Regions from separate parts of the Homo sapiens genome. Here region 1 is linked to region 2. Evidence: chromatin contacts called from ENCODE Hi-C or POLR2A ChIA-PET data. All regions are on one chromosome and are shown on one strand. Each heading gives the region's core, a stretch centred on a gene start or an enhancer-like site at or near the end of the contact. The rest is flanking DNA. Distances are from core to core; before and after follow the strand shown.

What was found. Hi-C counts contacts between places; a loop is a spot of excess contacts on that map. ChIA-PET counts read pairs that join two places held with the same protein, here RNA polymerase II (POLR2A). Pooled maps may share reads with other maps.
Region 1: a loop to region 2 is called in a pooled map, with 7 times the contacts of the local background. The contact joins the promoter of PANK2 here to the promoter of FASTKD5 in region 2. A Hi-C loop is called at or near these places in 5 of 50 pooled maps. POLR2A ChIA-PET finds 5 or more read pairs at or near these places in 2 of 52 experiments (OCI-LY7 and SK-N-SH).

The regions. Positions count from the first base shown.
Region 1 is chr20:3,888,104-3,890,852 of GRCh38, forward strand. It overlaps PANK2 (pantothenate kinase 2), which reads left to right and starts at 1,284. Exons shown (of 7, transcript NM_001386393.1): 1 at 1,284-1,625. The coding sequence starts at 1,328. It overlaps PANK2-AS1 (PANK2 antisense RNA 1), which reads right to left and starts at 1,070. Exons shown (of 2, transcript XR_001754478.3): 1 at 636-1,070; 2 at 1-446. RefSeq lists an enhancer at 359-910 and silencers at 919-978, 1,169-1,668.
Region 2 is chr20:3,158,609-3,161,308 of GRCh38, forward strand. FASTKD5 (FAST kinase domains 5) reads right to left here and starts at 1,257. Exons shown (of 2, transcript NM_021826.5): 1 at 1,158-1,257. It overlaps UBOX5 (U-box domain containing 5), which reads right to left and starts at 1,257. Exons shown (of 5, transcript NM_014948.4): 1 at 1,158-1,257.

The DNA.
Region 1 (2,749 bases), core at 34-2,533, 730 kb after region 2:
GCGAAGCTCAACCTTTTTGTTCAGCCTGCTACAACCAATCATTATGGGAGAGGGGAATAAGGATCACTGCCCAAGGGGCATTAGGATCACTGCCCAGTGGGCATTACAGTCTCCCCAGGGAGGCACTCTTTTTTATTTTTTATTTTTTTTGAGACGGAGTTTCGCTCTTGTTGCACAATGTTGGGTCACTGCAGCCTCCGCCACCCGGGTTCAAGCAATTTTCCTGCCTCAGCTTCCCAAGTAGCTGGGATTATAGGCATGGGCCACCACGCCCCGCTAATACGGAGGCACTTTTAATTAGCCCACAGTCCAGTGAAATTTGACGGAGTGAGGAAGTGACCTCAGAGTACAGAACGGGATGGGATCCTTCCGGGCTTGGGCAGCCTTTGGTAGTGGGGATGCTTGGAAGGGTCAGGGTCTCAGTCCTGGAGGTGACCAATTTTTCTCTCCAAAAGAGAAAGGAAGATGATTAAAAAAAAAATCCATGCTCCAAAGCGGCAGCCAAATCCTTCTATGGCCCCCAATGCATCACCCAGAAAGGGGCTCCAGACTCTCCTGCAAAAGGCCAACTCTACTTCCCGGCTCCCACTTCCCCTCCTTCGCCACAGGAGGGTGGCGAAGGATTTATAACCCACCTCTTTCTTTCAGTTGCCATGGAGACAAGCCCCAGTCCTTTCATTCCTTCTGGTACCTCTCTCTCCAACGCAGGCGGAAAGGAGGCGGCTTAGCCCAAACATGCTGGGGGAGGGGCTGGCGGCCTCGACGGCAGCTGCGGAACTAGGCCGAGGGACAAAGGCTAAGGTCAGCCGCGGTTCAAGCCCTTTCGTCTGCCGACGACCAGCGGCCAGACGCTGCGGGAGCACTGCTGGGCTGGAGGAGGGCTCGAGCTGCGAGGACGGCACGGAGCAGCGGGGTGGGACTCGGGGTCGCCCCAGGAGAGTTCCGCGGCCCGGGGGGGCAGAGGCATGCACAAGTGGGGGGCGGAAGGAGGGGGTGGATGAGGAGGCTCGGGCCCTTCCACCCACGCGTCCATTGGGCGGCGCCGCCATCACTCTCTTCTGGGCTACACCGCCTTCTCTTCCTCCGCGGAACCCGGATCCCCTCCTCCACCACCCTCTCCCCGCCCCGTCACGATAGCCTCTCATTGGACGGAGGCACGGTCAATCCTCCTCGAGTTAGGGAGCCGACTGGACGCGAGGCCTTTGGGCCGTCCCCAGCCTCGTCGGATTGGCTTCCTGCGCGTTGGCGCAACGGAAGAGGCGGCCGGCCGAGGGCGCGCCTCTGCTCTGGCTGGACTGCCGCGGAGGAGGCGAGAAGGAATCCGACGCTGGGGGGCTTGCTCGGGCGGCAGCGACTGCTGCTGCGGATGGGAGGGGGCCGGCTCGGCGCGCCCATGGAGCGCCACGGCAGGGCTTCCGCCACCTCCGTCTCGTCGGCTGGGGAGCAGGCGGCCGGGGACCCCGAAGGGCGGCGGCAGGAGCCACTGCGGCGCCGGGCGAGCAGCGCGTCGGTGCCCGCGGTCGGGGCCTCGGCTGAGGGCACGAGGCGGGATCGACTGGGCTCTTACAGCGGCCCCACCTCGGTCTCCCGCCAGCGCGTCGAAAGCCTGAGGAAAAAGCGGCCGCGTAAGTGTTCCGTGGGGCGCCCTCCCGGCCCGCCCTGCCCCCCCTTCCGGCCCACCCTGTCCCCTTCCGGCCCCGCCGCCGTTTTTCCCGCGCGCGGACACTGTCCCCGCACGGTGGTCCCTCGTTGGTGCGTGGCCTGACATCCGGCTGGAGGCCTCGGGTGCTCCGAAAGCGGTACCTTCGGGGGCCCCCCCGCACCCATTGGTATGCACTTCCCGCTTGTTGGAGTGGAGGGCTTTTCCCCAGGACCTGTCCTCCCTTTTCTTAGCTCCTTGGGCATTCTCTTCCTGAGGGTCACATGATTTTATCCTCGAGAAGGCTTCTTTTGACTCATTTCCACCTCCTTTCCTCCCAAATCCTTTGAATCCCCAATGTTTGTTTTCCGTGGGTTTCCAAAGAGCTGCTCTCTAATACTTTAAGTCCCTTTTATTCGTCAATTTCGGGCTTACTGGAAAATGGTGAACTGCCCCTTGAGTTGCACCAGGCCTGAAACTGTATTCCGTGCACCTCTAAGGTGGCTGCCCTTCTTCTCGTGAGAATCCAGGTCATCTCTCACCCACATATCCCCTCCGTTTTCCTTCTGTCTATTTGCAGGTACTCACGATTCAGAACTGTGGCATTCTGGGCATTAAGGCTCTTTGTTTTGAGGGGAAACAACATCTTTCTGAATTTTGCCTTGGGAGTTGCATACGCTCCTCCCAGAGAATCCGTTTCCCCATTTTATTAGGTTTCTTTTTCTGTGTTGTGTATTTTCTCCCCTTTACAAGTCTTCAATTCAGGACCGCTGCCTGGCAGCCATTGCTGCTGTTGAAAGTATCAATTGTCCTGATACTGTAATATGAGCTTTACAGTGTGATGCCATTTTACATATGGTTGGACTTTTTGGTGGGTGTTGCCAGATTCCTATTTCAGGAAATTGACTTGTTTAAATGCAGATTGTGAGAGGGAGGGAAAATGGCAAGATGTGAGATTTTTATTGAATAGTCTTCTACCTTAGCCCAGTCACCCAACTGCTTTTTTGAATCTTCTCTGATATGGATGATTAAATGTAGTTCTATTTTGCTGTGAAAAGTTTGGGAGTTTTCAGTTCTTTTGTCTTTTTCCATCTTCTTGCAACAGATTTG
Region 2 (2,700 bases), core at 7-2,506:
GGACTACAGGCGCCCGCCACCACGCCCAGCTATTTTTTTGTATTTTTAGTAGAGACGGGGTTTCACCATATTAGCCAAGATGGTCTCGATCTCCTGACCTCGTGATCCGCCCGCCTTGACCTCCCAAAGTGCTGGGATTACAGGCGTGAGCCACTGTGTCCGGCCCAGATTTTATTTTAGTCTACCAGGTAGTAGCAAACTATCCAAGGACTTGCCCAGGACCATTCAGGTCAGTGAGCTACAGAATCTAGTTCTGGAAAGGCAGCCATTCTTACTATTCACAAAGTGTAGAAAACGTGAATTCAGATTCCAGCAGCAACAAATGACTGGAGCACAAAACGCCAGCCACAGTTGGTGCTAACGCAGCTGGCTATCAGCTCCACAGGATGAAGCACTGTCCAAGGGTCTGATCAGTGAAGCATCACCCAAGACTGATGAACACAGCTGATATGAGGGGACCCAAAGTTCCCTGAGTCAAGACAGAAGAGCTGTGTCACGGTTTGCACAGAAAGAGAAAGAGCAACTATTCTTACCCACGGAAAGAAAAAGGGAGAAGGCCATCAATACTACCCTTAGGCTTGTGCAACGAGAAACTGCTAAAAATGGGGGGAAGGTATATATCCTATCATACTGATGTTTACCGAAGACTCCGCATCCCAAATGCTAAGCAACATACTGTAGGGCCTTGCTACTCAGTGTGTGGTCTGCGTGCCAGAGGCTTCAGCCTCGTCTGGAATCTAGTTAGGAACACAGTTATCTCAGAACCCACCCCAGTCCTACAGAATCAGAATCTCTAAGCGATTCGCAGGCACATCAAAGTGTGATGAGAGGCGCGGCAGAATATCTGACTACATTCTCTTAACAGCACCGTGAGACAAGTACTGTTACGATCTCCATTTCACAGAGGAAAAAAAATCAAGGGTCAGATAAGCCCCCTGCCAAAGATCACAAACTCAGGAGCGGCGAGAGTCACTGAAGTTCTCACCACAGCCAGGCCTGCGAGAGGCACTGGCAACCCAGGCCAAGAGCTGAACAAGGCCTCGATGCGCTCCAGCTCTGGGCCGGCCGGGAGGACAGGAGGCACAGGCCAAGGCCCAGGACGGTCGTGAACGCGGAAAGAGGCCGCCGCGACCTCCTCCCCGGCCGCCGCCACTCACCTGATCCTCCCGAAGGTGGGCGCCGCAACACCAAACCGGGGACGCCGCGGGCGGCGGCGACACAGATACTGGCTCCTCCGGCGACTCCGAGCCTCACAGCCCCACTTCCGGCCAACTGCCCGCTACTTCCGCCTGCTGCGCGAGTGACGGATGCGGCCGAGGCTCAAAAGACTCTGTCAGCGTTTCCCAAGGACATTTTCCACTGGAGGACGTTGTTGAGGAGGCAGGGGGAGTCTAGGACCTGCAGAGGGAAAACACCTTCCTGGATGGATCGCTCTGGAAGTCATTAAGCAGCTTAGTCCCGGCGCGGTGGCTCACGCCTGTAATCCCAGTACTTTGGGAGGCCAAGGCGGGCGGATCACCTGAGTTCAGGAGTTCGAGACCAGCCTGGCTAACGTGGTGAAACCCCCGTCTCTACTAAAAATACAAAAATTAGCCGGGCGTGGTGGCGCACGCCTATAATCCAGCTATTCAGGAAGCGGAAGCAGGAGAGTCGCTTGAACCCGGGAGGCGGAGGTTGCAGTGAGCCGATATCTCGCCACTGTACTCCAGTCTGGGCACCCCTGTACTCCAGCTCTGGGACACAGAGCGAGACTCCATCTAAAAAAAAAAAAAAAAAAAAAAAAGTAAGTAGCTTAGACACATGTTCAAATCTGAGGACCACCACTCAGGGTTTTATGGCCTTGGAGAAGTCACATAAATTCATTCTTGTTATATTATTATTATTATTTTCATAGAGACGGGGATGGCAGTGTCTTCCTATGTTGCCCAGGCTAGTCTCGAACTCCTGGGCTCATGCAATACTGCCGCCTCAGCCTCCGAAAGTACTGGGATTACAGGTATGAGCCATCGCACCCGGCCCACATAAATTCTCTAAGCCTGTACAGTGAGAAAAACAATACATTTTTTTTTTTTTTGAGACAAAGTCTTGCCCCATTGCCCAGGCTGGGGTGCAATGGTGCAATCATGGCTCACTGCAGCCTCAACCTCCTGGGTTCAAGTGATCCTCCTGCCTCAGCCTCCTGAGTAGCTAAGACCACAGGCATGCACCACCACACCTGTCTAATTTTAACAATGCATTGGTCGGGTGTGGTGGCTCACACCTGTAATCCCCGGTGTTGGAGACCGGCCTGGCCAACATGGTGAAACCTCGTCTCTACTAAAAATACAAAAAAAAATTAGCGGGGCATGGTGGCGTGCACCTGTAACCCCAGCTACTTGGGAGGCTAAGGCAGGAGAATCACTTGAACGCAGGAGGTAGAGGTTGCAGTGAGCCGAGATTGCACCACTGCACTCCAGCCGGGGCAACAGTGAGACTCCATCTTTTTTTTTTTTTAATGCATTTATAATAGAGATGTATCTGTAAAGTGCTCTCAGGAAAAGAGCTAGTGACATGATGGATAGATGAGCCTGCTGAGAGAAATGGATGTGGAGCTGGGGCTTAGCGAGGCCAGAGCTATGGAGCATGAGCCAGGGTGATTCTCCACCACCCTAAGAAGGAGGGCTGGGTCCTACTGGGTACATATATTGACACAGCTGTCAG